Linked DNA regions of Mus musculus: region 1 is linked to region 2. Evidence: chromatin loops called from intact Hi-C (ENCODE). Cell type or tissue: gastrocnemius. All regions are shown on one strand.

Evidence for each region. Peaks named below come from ENCODE experiments on the same cell type or tissue, not always from the same donor. Only the 100,000 strongest peaks of a DNase experiment are listed, where the experiment ranks them.
Region 1: a loop joins it to region 2, with 4 times the contacts of the local background. A loop is called at or near these places in 2 of 42 quality-filtered maps.

What each region holds. Positions count from the first base shown.
Region 1 is chr5:146,787,321-146,795,320 of GRCm38, forward strand. It overlaps Usp12 (ubiquitin specific peptidase 12), which reads right to left and starts at 7,636. Exons shown (of 9, transcript NM_011669.3): 1 at 7,295-7,636. The coding sequence starts at 7,342. In gastrocnemius, no CTCF peak of the experiment used is centred here; DNase peaks (open chromatin) are centred at 3,869, 6,554, 6,863, 7,230 and 2 more places; H3K4me3 peaks cover 2,980 bases; H3K27ac peaks cover 2,227 bases.
Region 2 is chr5:146,218,132-146,226,131 of GRCm38, forward strand. It overlaps Rnf6 (ring finger protein (C3H2C3 type) 6), which reads right to left and starts at 3,326. Exons shown (of 5, transcript NM_028774.3): 1 at 3,089-3,326; 2 at 2,271-2,353. Gm38745 (a long non-coding RNA gene) reads left to right here and starts at 5,586. Exons shown (of 2, transcript XR_868694.1): 1 at 5,586-5,922. In gastrocnemius, a CTCF peak has its summit at 3,293; DNase peaks (open chromatin) are centred at 2,948, 3,284 and 5,861; H3K4me3 peaks cover 2,779 bases; H3K27ac peaks cover 2,996 bases.

The DNA of each region.
Region 1 (8,000 bases), 570 kb after region 2:
TACCTTACTAGAAATGTTTTTAGAGACTGTTTAGCACCTCAGCCAGCCAGCGCACATCACACTGTACCGTCAGCAATCTGGGCTTTCAGTTTTCCCCTAAGACAGGGTCTCAATACAGGGCTCAAGCTGGCCTGCTGCTAAAGCTGGTGATCCTCCTGCCTCAGCCTCCCAGGTGCTTACAGGCCCACAAAACCACACCCACTCCAGTTTTTATTGTTTTCTTCCAAAACAAAATCTTTACACCATTCCTGCCTCCTTCTATTCAAACTCTGTGCACATTACACAATCATCTATATGAATTGTTTGCATGTTAAACACTCAGATCTTTCAAGAATTCCCCCACAACATTGATTCTGAGTATTCAAATGAGTGGCCTACATTGACATCTAGGACTTAATTATGTTTTTTTCCAACACCTCAAGGTAACATATAGGTATTTAAGTAATCTTCAACCCAAGAGACAAAGTATCTACTAATAGGTGTATCCCAAAGCAACAAAACAGGGCTCTAGAGAGGATGGGCAACCAGGCAGCTGAGTGTGAGACACAGCCTGAGCTTCTAGCTGGAGAACAACATGCTGGAGGAAGGCTAAGGCTGGCTGAAACAGACATGCCTGCTCTGATTCAAGGATGGTGTTCCATTGTATTTAAAATATTTAGGCTGGATGCTGGGGTGACAGAGTATAGGGTTAGCATGTGCTTAGCATGTACGATCACTGCGTTCAACCCTCAACCTGGTAATAAATAAATAAACAAACAAACAAACATCACTCTGTCTCCTCACACAGTGCTCTCAAGCTGTCTGAACCTCTAAGATAGACCGGGGTGCCCAGTCAGTCACTGCTGTTCCCAGACGAAACAAAGTAATTCCCAAACTATTCAAACCAGAAGAAGATGATCAATTTCATTCTTAGCTTTAATGTCATCATTTGATTTAAATGTAAGTGAGTGTCCTCAGAGGCAGCTGCTGCTAATAACTAATGATGGATGAATTGGTAAGTTTAGACTCCAGCAAGTGTTTGCTGGGCTATGAGATTCACCAGGGCAACACACACACCTTAAACCCGGCAGGAGCCAGGGGAAGCAGCGGGAGCAGGGCACCCCTCCGAGGGAGCGAGCAAGCGAGCGAGTGGCAGGTTGTCATTGTCTAAAGACACAGTTCACAGTTAGGGAATGAATGTGGACCCTTAAATAAGAGAACCAGTCCAAGTGCATGCTTTTCTTTCCAAAAGTACAGGTGAAAACGGTGTCCAAATTGAGAAAGCCAGGTGTGGGGGTGCAGAGCTGGGACCCTGCACATCCAGTTCTCAGGGGCTGAAACGCACTGATCAGGCTAGAAGCATCTCCGGGGCTATACACCAGACCCTATCTCAAAGGCCCAAACCAGAACAAACAAAGTGTCAAGGGTGCAGCTTAGTGTGGAGTGTGTGCCTCCCACAGACGAGGTGCAGAAGCTGGGGTTAGTAAACAGCCCTTTGGATCAGCCTGATGGTAATAAAGTACTGCGATCACTAATCCTCAGTGAAGACTTGAGGGGAGGATATGTGTATTCACTGTGGGCTGTCATTCTGCATAAATTCTCTAACACTAAAAAGAAGCTAGGAAAATCAAACAAGACTGTGAGCTGCCAATGTGAGCACAGACAGCATGATCACATCGGTTACAACTTCTCAAGGGACGAGACCTCAACTTCACATCTAAAGGAAACCGTGCAATGCTCACCAAAAGCTGTCTAACTTGGGCCAGCAAGATGGCCGGCCCTCTGTATGTAAAGGTGCCTGTCATCCAGTCTGACAACCCAAGTCCAATCCCCAGAACCCACCTACATATGAGGGGACATGCTCACCATGGCACATACACTTACATGCATATCATGGACACACAGATGATCATTTTCTTAATTAAAAGAAATGTCTGACTCAATCCTTGTATTCACAGATGACAAAAACAGTTCAGAATTATAAGAAAACTATTCCCCACACATACATCTAAATGTCAAAATCTGGGCTCCAATGTACCTCTTTTATTATAGCATGATGCAGAATAAAATACATAGTAAAACAGCCTATTGAGTTTCTGCAAGTGACTACTAAAAGAGAGACGTCCGCACCCCCCAGTGTGGTTAAAGCTCAAGGGTTTCTGGAAGGATAAGAAATGCACACATGGCCAGTCTTTCCTGAGACTACGGTACGCTGTGTTAGAGGAATTAACATCACTTTACAGGCAAGAAGAAGGGAATGTGGTCAGGCAGCAGGAAACAACCTCCTCTGCAGTGGCTTGGTCAAAGGCATAGAACTAAAAAAAAAAGAAAAGAAAAGCCTTGCGTGAGAGCGGCTGAAGTGCAGATTCAGTGTCAGAAACTAACCAAGTGGATCAGGACTGGGTGGTCATTAACCAACTCGGGATCTCCTAGAGTAAGATTATCGAGAGGTGGAAGAAGACACCAGAAAGGCCACATGGCATGAAGCAAGGCCCCCTTTCGGACCCCAGTGAGCTGTTTTACTCCAGGTTCAGCAAAGCACCTTTACTGGTGCAAGTGTCTTAGACATAATTTCATGCTTAGTAACTATATCTATCACTTTACCCTCTAATACAGCAGGGTTGTCAAAGTACGGGTCGCAACCCCCTCTGACTTTGTATAATGGATTGCCTGCATATCAGATATTTACATTACGATTCATAACAGTATCAAAATTACAGTTATGATGCAGCAATAAAATACCTTTATGGGTGGGAATCACCCCAGCATGAGGAACTATATTAAAGGTCTCGCATCAGGAGAGAACCATTGCTCTGATCCCATAAACACGTAACCTGCTGGCCACCTAATTACCCACCCCTGTGACCCAGTCATCTTGCCAAATTATCTTAAAACATTCAACTCTCCGTGCTTATTGGTCAACTTTTGAAACAATCGTGATAGTGACTGCTGGGACGACTGAACTGTCGCCTACAGTCAGGCTTGGGGAGCGGGGCAGAAAACAGGCTTATAGAATACACAGCCCAAAGCTCAGCTTCTTGGGTCTCCAGTCCATGATCCCATAACTGAACTAGGGACAGCTGTGACAAACTGGACAAGCTTCAAGGGTTTGTGAATGAACAATCACCCAAAATTAATTCCAAAATCAAACATCAGGCTTCATTAGAAAGCAAGCTAATGAAGACACATTGCAAAAAAAAAAAAAAAGAAAGAAAGAAAGAAAGAAAGAAAAAACAAAAAAAACCTAAGGACTATGGCTCCCAAGTTCTCTCCTCTGCCTCCACATAAATGAATTTTGATTTGGATCAGGACAGAACATCTAAGAGTTTCTTAAATGTCCCTAAACGTCCTTCTGGCATTTCTCACTACATGTTTTATGGGAAACAGTTTCTCACCAGAGACATAAAAGTCAAACTATCAATCCTGATGACTGCAGAAAGGAAGCACTCCAAGAATGGAGGAGCCTACCTTTAATTTCATCGCTCGATTGACAAGTGGAAGCAGGAGATTCAGGAGTTCTCCAAACACAGAAAGGAGTAAGGGGGTGGAGAGCAGGAGGGACACAGAGGAAAGGAAGGCAAGGCAGTGACCTGCTCATTTCTCCATGTTCCTTCAGATAAAGCCTAAGTTTTAGGGCTGTCCCCCTCCTTTCTGGAATGATGCTAAGCTGCATGCCCACACACGCATACTAGCCCAGCAGCAAGAAAAGGCAAGGGAACCAGCTTTACCTGAGATGGCTGCAATAAGTGCTTTATAGTTTCCACGTCAGAGTCCAGTACAACCTAGCACCTACCTTGTGGCTTTCACTTCACTCACACCCACACTCACTCTCGCGCACACACACGCACACCTCCTGCCAGGCAAGCAGCCAAGCCAGTGCCATCTCAAGCTGAGAAGCCGCTCACCTCCTTGTTTCTGCTCTATCCAATCTCCCTCCCAATAAGTCTTTCCCAACCAGGACTCCCACAACCAGAGACAGCGGCCAGCTTCAGCCAGTGCTACAAACTCCCAGTGGGCAGCCCTGGTCTCCGGAAGACATCCTGGACACCTGGATTAGCTGCGGGCTGCTGCTGATTTCCAACCAGGACCCTCTGCTGTTCGCTGATTACTAAGTACAGAACTCAGCAGTTCATGAACCACACTGCACCAGGCTGTGAGAACAGTAATCTCCCGTAAGGAGCAGCCGCACACCAAGCTGAAGGTGTACTAGAGTGGCCAGTAGGGAACCGATTCTGGAGGCACGCTCACGACAGTCTGAAGACAGGCACTCTCTGAGCCAGGCCACAACACCAAGACAAACACATCACACTCATTTTCACACAAAGGCAGAACAGTGATCTGAATCAAGGCCTGATCTGAATCAAGATCTAAATTCAAAATATTGAAGACTTATTTGTAATCTATTTCACCCAATAAAGCTACTGCAGGTTTGCTCTGCACCTTATTTTGACAAGTGAAAAAATTATGTAAACTTCCATACTTAACAGAATAAAATTTCAATTCATCAAGTGTTTCTCTGTTTCTGACCTGCTGACGCATCCATTTCTGAGTCCCCTTCCCTCCACTGTTCCACAGCTTCACTCAGCCTTCCCTCCCTCTACTTCAAACTCACCTTGTGAGTAAATGAAGGCCTCTCTGCACTGTATGAAGATGTTAATGCTCCAATCAAATGGCATAAATAAATGGTAAGTTTTTCACTAAACCCCTCAGTCTAAACCTGGTGTAATGGTGCATGCCTGATATCTCAGTGACTGGAAAGTAGAGGCAGGAGAATCATGAGTTCAAGGCCAGCCACCACTACATACCAAATTCAAACTCAGCGTGACCTACAGAAGACCCTGTTTCAAAACTGCAGCAAAGGTGGAAATCAAGCAAACAAACAACCCCCCCACCATGAACTACTGAAAGGTAAGGGGGACCATAGACAGCACAGTACTCCCGAGATCACAAAAGTCCTGTGCAACTGTCTAAGGCAGGGTGTTGTTCAGGTCACGTGACCTGCTGAAGAGAGTTACTCGCTGGACAGTTCACATTCCAAGCAAAACAGAACCTACAAGCAGGCTGTTTCTCATTTTCACTTTCAATTCATTCTCAGAAGATGGACAGCAAGCTCCCTTACACTCAAAACTGCAAATCACTCTGATGCTCAGAACCTACTCCGGGAGGGTAGTAGGATTTATTCAAGTAAGAACACAGACACGCCCAATCTTAATAGCACCTTTCTAACAGTCTCACTCTGGCCAGGCATGGATGCCTATGCATTTGCCAAAAAGCATACACACACCATGTGCAATTACCGGACCCGGGCAGAAGCCCTAAGGAGAGTGAGCTTGGGAGTGGACATCAGCCTCTCTCTGGATAGAGAACCCTGGCAGGGCTCTGTCCTCTGCTGCTCTTTTCTGGGGTTGTTTTGTGGATGTTAGGTTTTTTGGGGGGTTGGGGGAAGTGGGGGGGGGTGTTTGTTTGGTTTGGAAACAGGGTTTCTCTGGCTGTCCTGGAACTCACTTTGTAGACCAGGCTGGCTTCAAACTCAGAGATCTGCTTGTCTCTGCCTTGAGAGTGCCACAACCCACCACGCCCTTTGTTGCTCTTATTTGATTGTGCTACATTATTACATACATGAGTATTGTCTCCCTCAAGTAGTAGTAAACACAAGAAAGTGGGCATTATCTTTGGTTAGGGAGGGTCAGTTCTTTTGACAGGAGGTCTTAGCTACACTTGCCTGGAAAGTGTGATCTTTCTACACCCAAAGTCCTGGGCTAGAAGCATGCCATAAAAAGCCCTGCTGTGGCAACTGTCTGGATCACTGCTGTAGCCCCAGTTCCAGTCAGCTGGTGCTAGATGGATACTTGACTAAACTGAGTGAATGAACAGACTACAGGAATCACACCACTCCTGAAACCTTCGACTTTGTCAATGAACCATGACCCCAAAATACACGGAGCTCAGCAATCTGGCAAAATTATCACTATGAAAGATTCGATTATCCCATGTGGCATGTCTAATTAGCACAACCAATCCCAGTAACTGTAAACACAGCCCCCTTCTCAACCCCAGGAAAGAAGAATTACCCACGTGGGAAAATGGAGCCTTCAGTGATTCCATAATCTTCCGACTTTTTTGATGCTGTGGATTTTAAGTCCACTTATTCCACCCCTTTTTTTAATACTGTTCCACAGAAAGTAGCACAGAGTCCACTTTTCCTACCTGATTCTCCACTCCTTACACACACACACACACACACTCACACACAACCACAGATCACTTGCAGGTGGAAGATGGTTTGGAGAATCTCCTAGATACAACCCAGAACACAAAAACGGAGATGAAGCAGGTGCAGGTCTTTGGTAAATAACTCCAGACCCACACTGCAAAGAGTAACTTTTTTCATTGATTCATAAATCACAATCTCTACGGCGAAGTTCATAAAGGAGGTAATGGATTTGCTTTATCACGTGGGAAGCCGTGGTGCTTCTGGCAATGCACAAAAACACGTTTGGAACCCACCCGCGCGCGTTTCGTTTTTTTCGGGGGAATCTGTGTACTTCAACCCCACACAGCGGTGTCTGCTCTATTAAAATAAACAAATGACAGGAAAGCGAATGCAGCTTTTCAAGATTAACACAGATTCCCAGAGACAAGGCTGCCATCTGGACGGACACAGGTTGGAAGCCGCAAGAGTTCCTATCGCTTCAGAGAGTTGAAAATAAGAAAACATTTCAACAGCACTCTTAAAAGTTTCCACCTTCACACGCCCCCTTCCCGAGCCAGGGCCTGGGGCTCCACCTAACCCGAGGAGGAACTCCGCCAGGACTTCCGTCTTCCAGTAGGATCGAGACCCTTCCTTCCTGCCGCAGACCCCCGCCCTGCCCCGCGCAGGGCCCCAAGGAAATGCCGCGTCCCTTCCCCTGGCACAATCCCCTCGCTTCCCGGTACCAGTCCCCAGTTTAAAGTCCCGGCTCCAGCCTCCAACCTCAGTCCACACCTCGAGTCCCCAAGTCCCCAACCCCAGTCTGCAGCCCTTACCCCCAACCCCGTCCCTGAGCCCCCAGGCCCTAGTCCCCAGCCACAGTCCCCGAGTCCCCGGTGCCCAGACCCAGAGCTCCCCGTCCTCAACTGCGACCCCGTGGTCAGGACCCAACCCCGAGCCCCGGTCGGTCCTATCCCCAGTGTCCCGGCCCCGCCTGCCGTGTCCAGCACGCCTTCCCCGCGGCCACTCGGCCCCGCGCCCGGTCCGCCCGCACACGACCAGGCCCGCGGGCGGCGCCTCGAAGGCGGGGACCGGCCCCCCGGGCCGCGCTGCCGCCGCACCTACCATGGTACAGATGGAGGCGAATTTGGAGACTGTCATTAGGATTTCCATCCGCCCGGCGCCATCTTCCAGACAGTCGCGGCGGGCGGGGGACGCGGGGAGCCGGGCCGCCCGCTCGCTCCGCAGCCCGCGGCCGCACCCGGAGCCGCCGCCGACCCACGCTTCTAGCCTGCTGGGCCGCCGCTGCCGTCGTCGCCGCGGGCGCTCAGGCTTCCTCCGGCCCAGCCCCCGCCCGCCGGCCGCCCGCCCGCCCCCGGCTCCGCCCCGGCGCACGGCGCAGCCGCCGCCTCAGGGCCCGCGCCTGCCCGGGAAGCCGCTCACAGCACACCCCGCCCAGCGCGCTGGGGAGAGAGCTCCGCGCAGGCCCTACCGCCCCGACGACCGGGCAGCGTCCTTCCGCCCCGCCCGCCTCCGGCGCCGCCACGCCCACCGCAGCTGTGCCACGCCCATGGTGCCCCGCCCTCCCACGGGGGGGGGGCGAGCTTGGGGAGGACGGCTCCACCCAGTGCGCGTTGGGGCGGGGCGAGACCCGTGCCGCGTTCCTCCTGCAGATGGGTCCTAGCGCCGACGTGAAGCACCTACCTTAGCTTGCAAGAGCGGGTCTTTAGGGGATCGAGCCTTTGCTCTGCGGCGTCTGTGACATCAAGCAGCCTTTAGAGCGACTGACAGTCAGTTGAAACAGAAGACGGAGACCATATCTGGGAAACTG
Region 2 (8,000 bases):
TCATGAGCTAACATGCTTCCTACTTTTTTTGTTTTGATTTGGCTGTTGGTTTATTGAGGTAAGCTCTTACTATGTAATCCTGGCTGGCCCAGAACTCACGATGTAGGCCACTAACAATCTCTTCATCTGTGATTCACCACTGCCTTTAGAGACTTACTGAACTGATATTCTAAGATTCTAAGAAGCAGTGTTCCCTCTCCTCGTCTCCTCACCAAGGCAGAAAGTCTGCTTCGAGGATAGCACTCAAATGTAGCCCCCACAACCAGAAACTCCCGAGGCTAACCATTCCACACTGAAGGATGGCCTGATACAGACAGCCAGAGCTCTTGTGTGTTTTCTCAATCCTCAGAGCCATGCACAGTGTGTTGTTTCCTGTTGGTTTTCAGTCTCAGAGACATCAACTTTGAGTCTTCAGTAGACACAGTAGGCAAAAATTATTTTCATCTCAATAAATTGCAGTGAGACAGTGGTGGTCATTTTCTATTCACCATCTTTTCTGGAAGGAGTACAGGACATCATCATCTACAAAGACGGTAGACTGTACTCCTAACTATCCTGGGATGCACAATGGAGCCCTCTGTACATCACAAAGACAGTGGGCTGTACTCCTAACTGTCCCAGGATGCACGAGGGAGCCCTCTGTACATCAAGAACATGTATTATTCAAGCCTAAAATTTTAACATGATGAATGCTTTTAGACACAATTTCGAGAGACAAAGATAAATTTTAAGAAGATGATCAATTTAATACTCAGATATGAGATATATGTGTTGAATTGTGTCTGACTTGGTGATAACTTTTAAAGCAAAGGCCTAGACCTACTAGCTCCTAAAAGTTGTTTTGTTGTTGTTTATATGTTGAGTTCTTTATTGTAAGACTTGACACATGCATTTGACTAGTGGATGCATTTAAAATAAATAAATAAATAAAGCCAGGCGGAGGTGGCACACGTCTTTAATCCCAGTACTTGAGAGGCAGATTTCTGAGTTCGAGGCCAGCCTAGTCTACAGAGTGAGTTCCAGGACAGCCAGGGATACACAGAGAAACCCTGTCCTGAAAAGCCAAAAATAAATAAATAAATGAATAAAATAAAATAAATAAATAAACTAGGCAGGCGGGTGGTAGCGCACACCTTTAATTCCAGCATTCAGGAAGCAGACGCAGGAGAATCCTGAGTCCAAGACCAGTCTGGTCTACAGTGAAACCTTGTCTGCAAAACCAAAAACCAAATAAAAAATGCAAACAAACAAAAACAAACAACCCTCCTAATTTTAAAATGCAATGCTAGTTAGTTGTCTTAGGGTTTCTATTCCTCCGATGAAACACCACAACCAAAAACCAAGTTGGGGAGGAAAGGGTTTATTTACACTCCCATCACTGGAAGAAGTCAGGACAGGAACTCAAACAGGGCAAGAACTTGGAGGGAGGAGCTGATACAGAGGCCATGGAGGGGTGCTGATTACTGGCTTGCTCTGCCTGTTTTCTTATAGAACTCAAGGCTACCTGCCCAGGGAAGCACCACTTACAGATAGTGGCTGGGCCACTAACTGAGAAAATGCCTTACAGCTGGATCTCATGGAGGCATTTCCTCAACTGAGGCTCTTTTCTCTGTGATGACTCTGGCTTGTGTCAAGTTAACACACAAAACCAACCACTAAACTAGGTGTAGTAACACATGTCTTCATTCCTAGCACTCAGGAGAGAGGCAGACTAATCTCTGTGTGCTCCAGAGCAGCCTGGTCTACAGAGTGAATTCTAGAACATTCAAGAATGTGTGTGTGTGTGCGCGCACACACACACACACACACACACACATATGAGACCCCTTGGGGGGAGCAAGATTCACTCAGATGTTAATTTAATTAATAATATCAAAAAGTAAAGGATTTCCATTTGCACTGCAATCAGTAACTATTAGCAAAGTGCATTTTTGGTGGTCACAGCAGAAACTTGGTTTTTTTTTTTTGGGTGGGGGGGGTGTTTCGAGACAGGGTTTCTCTGTATATCCCTGGCTGTCCTGGAACACACTCTGTAGACCAGGCTGGCCTCGAACTCAGAAATCCGCCTGCTTCTGCCTCCCAAGTGCTGGGATTAAAGGCGTGCACCACCACGCCCAGCTTAGAAACTTGATTTTTGAAACAGATGTTTAATAAGTGGAAATCTAATGACAAAAAAAGTCAAGTTCTTTAAAATATTAAAAAACCAGAGATCTTCTCCTCCAAGGCAATATTCTTGGATTAACTAAGCATAAGTAAGGCAAAATGAATACCTTATTTTCCTTTGAACATTCTTCTAACAGATGAGACTGTATCCATGCTTCTGATGTTTGTGCCTCTTTTGAGAGCTGCTCATCTGAATAAAAACAAAAGTTGTATTATTCAGCAAACTGCCTCTTTGAAGTCCCGGAACACCCAGTAGTCTCCCGACTCCTCTGCAAAGCCAGAGCTAAATTCTCCAGAAGGTTCTGTTATACCATCATCTAGGTAATTAGAGACTCATACAATTAGATAACAAAAAAAAAAAAAAAACCTCCCAGAAGGTCTCTCCTCCTACACTGTCACCGCTCCGAGGATTGCGCCTCCTCCTTTCTCAAAGGCCTTCGTACCGTATCACGTTCCCATCTGGGTGTAGCTAGGGTTAGGTGAGGAAGTTAGTTTAGTTCTAAGCCTTCACTTCGTTGTCAACCGCCCCCACCATCCCGCTACTGGTTCTTTTCCTTATCCTGTTAATCGAGGCCCCCGACTAGGGTTAAGATGAAGTCCCTACTCCAGTAAACGAACTGGACTCAGGAACCCGACCAATCTCACCTCAATCTAGCCTCAAGTAACGCTTCCCCTGCGACCTGGATTTGGCTTTGGGGCCGGCCAATCAGCAACTAGCAAAGCTCAACCAGCAAGCAATAAGCCAATCGGATAAGAGGTAAGTGTCTCTCCCCTCGGAACCCCGCCCCCTAGCACGTCCTCCTCTCCGAGGCGTCTCCCGGAAGTAGTAGTGAGACTCACCAAATGACCCTTCCCCCGCCCCGTGTACCCAACGCCCCCTCCCCCCGACCCCACCTCCAGCGCGATGACCCGCGGTTGTTCTCACCGAGGCGGCGAGGGGGCGGAAGGTTCTTGGCCGAGCCTTCGAAGGCCGCTACGCCCTCTAATCTTCCCCTGAGGCGCGAAGCTCAGAGTCTGTGTTGCTGCTCGGAGTCGACCTGGCGGAGAGAAAGCTAAGAGAGGAGCGTCCGATCTCCGGCCTTCTCGCACCGCCTCGGAGAACTAAGACTGGCCACCGTCTGCAGCGACCCTGCCGGTGCGTCTGGAAACGGCGCTCCCCGGAAGCCGAGCCGCGGCGCCCGAGTTCCGCATCTGCTGTGCGCAGGTCCGGCTGTCGCGGGCTCGGGTCAAGGCACTCAGAGCCCGTGGCGGCTTCAGGACCGAAGGCGGAGGCGCCTTTCCACCCTTTGGAAATGCCAGCTCCTCTTCTCGTATTTCAGTGTCCTTTGACGAAGTCTGGAGAAAAACGCATCTGTCAAGCTGTTCGTTGCTCATTACTACCCGGGTTAACTACCCAGTTTGAAATTTTCCCTTAGTGTAGTTCACTGGGATGAGGAAACTAAATATCAAGTGCTTGTGATGAGAAAGCACTTCGAAGCTCCCAATATTAACCATTCACGTTCTTTCTCTCCCGCTATCCCTTGTCTAATTTCTTTTTTCATTATATGACACCAGATTTACCCAACCATTTCTTGTGGTCCTGGTAGGGCCCTTTCCTGACACCCCCATCAGCCAAATGGCTTAATCAGTTTAATACGCGCATACTGCTGTGATTCATAACTCTTTCCTCCCTTCTTTCATTATTGAGTGACTTTGTTTTGTTTTGAGACGGGGGCTCATATAGCCCAGGCAGGCCTTTAGCTGGTGAGCTTCTTGCCCTTCTTAGGGATGTGCTACCATGTTTGCTGGGTGCTTTGTTACCATGATGTAGCAAGCCTTAGCATCAATGAAACTACTAGAGTAAAAGGTGATACTGTCTATCAGGAGGATTCCCCTCCTCTCTCCCCATCTGTTTAATATTTAAAACATAGGAGAGTGTTACAGATTTCTCCTGTAGAAAAGTGACCCCAATTGGGGAGACCAATGGCTTTAAAGTGGGTTGGGTCTTATTTAGGGTGTCCTGCTTGGTGATTATTTTCTCTCCCTTTGAATATTGATCCAAACTGTCTATATGTCCTTTTATGTTGTTGTTCTGAGGATAAGACTTTCCTTTGAGTTTCCTTCTGGAAGTAAGGTTATTGTTGGAGTTCCTTTCCCCAACTTCATCAGGGAGCTATGTGATGGAGACAGTGGTGGGTGTATGTCTCTGTGTAGCCTGACTTTGTTTTTTTTCTAGTATCCAATTGCTTCATGATTCTCTAAAGCTTTCTTTGTATAGCTCTATTTGGGATTGTGGTGGTTTGAATAGGAATGGTCCCCGTAGATCCATGTGTTTGAATGCTTGGCCATAGTGAGTGGCACTATTAGGAGGTGTGGCTTTGTTAGAGGAAGTGTGTCACTGTGGAGGCAAGGCTTTGAGGTTTTAGATGCTCAAGCTACAGCCAGTGTGAAACATATTCAGTCTCCTCCTTGCTGTCTGTGTATGGATTAAGATGTAGAGCTCTCAGCTCCTTCTCTAGTACCATTATCTCCTGCACACTGCTATGCTTCCCACCATGATGCTAATGGACTAAACTTCTACAACTATAAGCCAGCCCCAATGAAATGCTTTCCTTTACAAGAGTTGCCTTGGTCATGGTGTCTCTTTACAACAATAGAAACTTTGACTAAGATGGGGAGATGTCTATTTTTTTTCTTACTCTGACTATGTCTTTCAGAGGCACACATCAAGCCAGCCCTCTCATCTCTCACCTTACCTTGAAGTCCCTTCCATTTCTTTTTAATACTGGAAGTGGGACTTGTGAACAGACGTTCCCCCCTCCCCTCCAGGGACATGTTAAACACTCTACAAGGCAGATTGGTTAAAAGTTCCATGATTGTGTTACAAGTCAAAGCCAAATAACCCTGGGATATCTCTCGCCATGTCCCCCCACAATAACCACTTATCACCCATGTCTGTGTGTAACCTAACGTCCTTGTGACTAGCAGGTTAGGCCTTATGGAAAGTCCCTTAGCTTCCACCAACTCAAAATAATCTAAGCAGATAGCATCTGTGGCCAGTAGCACATACTTTCCTGCTTTTACGAGATCTGCCTGCCTGTTAACACCAACCTCCACCCTCCCTCCCTCCCTCCCTCCGTCCCTCCCTCCTTCCCTTCCTTCCTTTTGTCCTTCGAGATAGGGTAGCCCTGTGTAGCCTGGGTGTCCTTAGCTTTATAGACCAGACTGGCCTTGAACTCAGAGATCTGTCTGCCTCTGCATCCTGAGTGCTGAGACTAAAGGCGTGTACCACCAGATTTGGCTTTATCCATCAAGGTATCTTGAAAGTATCTCAATTTTATTTTCTTTGTTCTGTTACTATAAAACCATCATGAGCTGGGCAGTGGTGGCGCACGCCTTTAATCCCAGCACTTGGGAGGCAGAGGCAGGCGGATTTCTAAGTTGGAGGCCAACCTGGTCTACAAAATGAGTTCCAGAACAGCCGGGGCTACACAGAGAAACCCTGTCTCAGGGGAAAAAGAAAGTCATGAATCTGTTACTGCTACGGAACATGGTATTTGGAATAACTGAAATCTGTCTTCCCAAGCCGTGGCCGCTCACATTTGGCTCCAGGACAAACTCATTCTTTCTGAGGCTAGAACTGCTTTTGCATTAAGGGGTTTTGGTGGCTGAATGTGGAGCCCCAAAGATGATCCAATTTCGTAATAGGAGTCACTGGATTGTTGCCAGGCTGGGCCTCTAGTGCCAACTGTTTGGTGTTGATTCCTCAGCGGAATGCTGGTGAGTTGTTTCTGGGACTTAGACCTACCTTGGTTTGCTTTATTTTGCACTGGTTGTGAGGATCCTCTTAGTTTGGTTACTTTATTATTCTCCCTGTTTGCTTAGGGAGCTCTTTGTTTGTTTAAAGTCATCTGTTTCTTTTGGTTTCTGCCTGTGCCCGGTTCGGTTTGTTTGCTTTCAGGACATTTGGTTTGTTCATTTGCTTTCGGCTTCTCCTCCCGTGTCTAATTCATGGAAGGAGGAAATGTTCAGAGAAAAGCTGCCATGTGGTACTCCAGCTGGTTTTATGTTTGATAATTGTGTTAGTTTAACTTATATGTATTTGGAAAATGGGGAAATCTAAAGATAACTTGGCTTTATGTATCTCTTCATTGAAACATTTAATCCAAAATTGGATGGGGGTTGGGGGGGGGGGGAATACACACACACAAAACTAAAAACCCCAGAGAATTTAAAGTGAATAGGCAGCCTGTTTTGACTTAAAACAAAACAAAACAAAACAAAAACTTACATAAAAAAGAATTGATAAAATTGGTAGTCAACACAAGTTGACAGGCTCACTATATTGAAGTTAAAAGGAGCTATTAAAGATCAATAGGAAATTGGTGAGAAAATGTTAGAGATTAAAGAAATTTTGAAAAATTGAACTCTTCTCAACTCTCTATCCCTCCACCTGCAACCCCTCCCCTGCCCCGAGTCAGGGTCTCTCTGTGTAGCCCTGACTGTCCTGGAACTCCCTTTGAGGATGAAGCTGGCCTGGAACTCAGAGATCCACCTGCCTCTGCCTCCTCCTGACTTCTGTGATCAAAGGTGTGTGCCATTGGCACTGCAGCCACCGCAGCCACCACCACCAGGCTCAACTCTCTATTTTCATTCATATTTTTCTTTCTTTCTTTCTCTTTTAAAGATTTATTTATTTATTTTATGCATATGAACACACTGTAGCTGTACTGATGGTTGTGAGCACCAGAAGAGGGCGTCAGATCTCATTACAGATGGTTGTGAGCCACCATGTGGTTGCTGGGAATTGAACTCAGAACCTTTGGAAGAGCAGTCAGTGCTCTTAATGTCTAAGCCATCTCTCCAGCCCATATTTTTTCTAACCTTGATTTTTTTTTCTTCTTTGTTTCCAAGCAGAACAAAAGATTTTTGTAATCGTTTTAAAAATAAAACTTAAAAACTTCATGTGGTGGCACATAGCATTAATCTTACCACTAGGGAGGCAAAGGGGGGGGGTGGGGAGGGATCTGAGTCTTCAAAGCCTGCCCGGTCTATGGAGTGAGTTTCAGGACAGCCAGGGCTACACAGAGAAACCCTGTCTGAAAACCCAAACCAACCAAACCCAAAAAAAAAAAAAAAAAAAAAAAAAGAAGAGAAAAGAAAGAAAGAGAAAGAAAGGAAGGAAGCTAGAAAGCAAGAAAGCTAAGAGATTCCATAGCATATTTAAAATAGGTATTTTAGAATTACTTTATAGAACGTGTTGCCTGTGTGTATACACGTGCTGCACATGTGCATGGTCCCTGCTGGAGTTAGAAGAGGGCATCGGACCCTCTGGAACTGGAGCTATAGGTGGTTGTGAGCCACCATGTGGTATTGACAAATGAATCCACATCCTTTTCTACAACAACCTGTATTCTTAACCCTTGCGTTACCTCTTCAGCTCTAAAAAGTTTGTATTTCTAAAGGCAAGACTCTGCTGCCTCTCTCTGTCTTTCTCTCTCTATTTCTCTCTCTCTGTCTCTCTCTGACTCTCTCTCTCTCTACACACACACACACACACACACACACACACACACACACACACACTAGAGTCTCTTTATATAGCCCTAGCTGTCCTGGAACTCACTATATATACATGCTGACTTAGAACTCACAGTTATCTGCCTGCCTCTGCCTTTCAAGTTCCAGGATTAAAGGTGTTTACCACCATGGCCTTGATTAACTCTTAAATAGAAAAAGATAATGCATTAGTTACATATATTATTGAAGAGACCAAATACCCCAAGCTATGTAAGAAAGGAATTACTTTGACTATGAGTTCAAAGTATAGTACATCATGGTTGGAAAATCACAGTAGC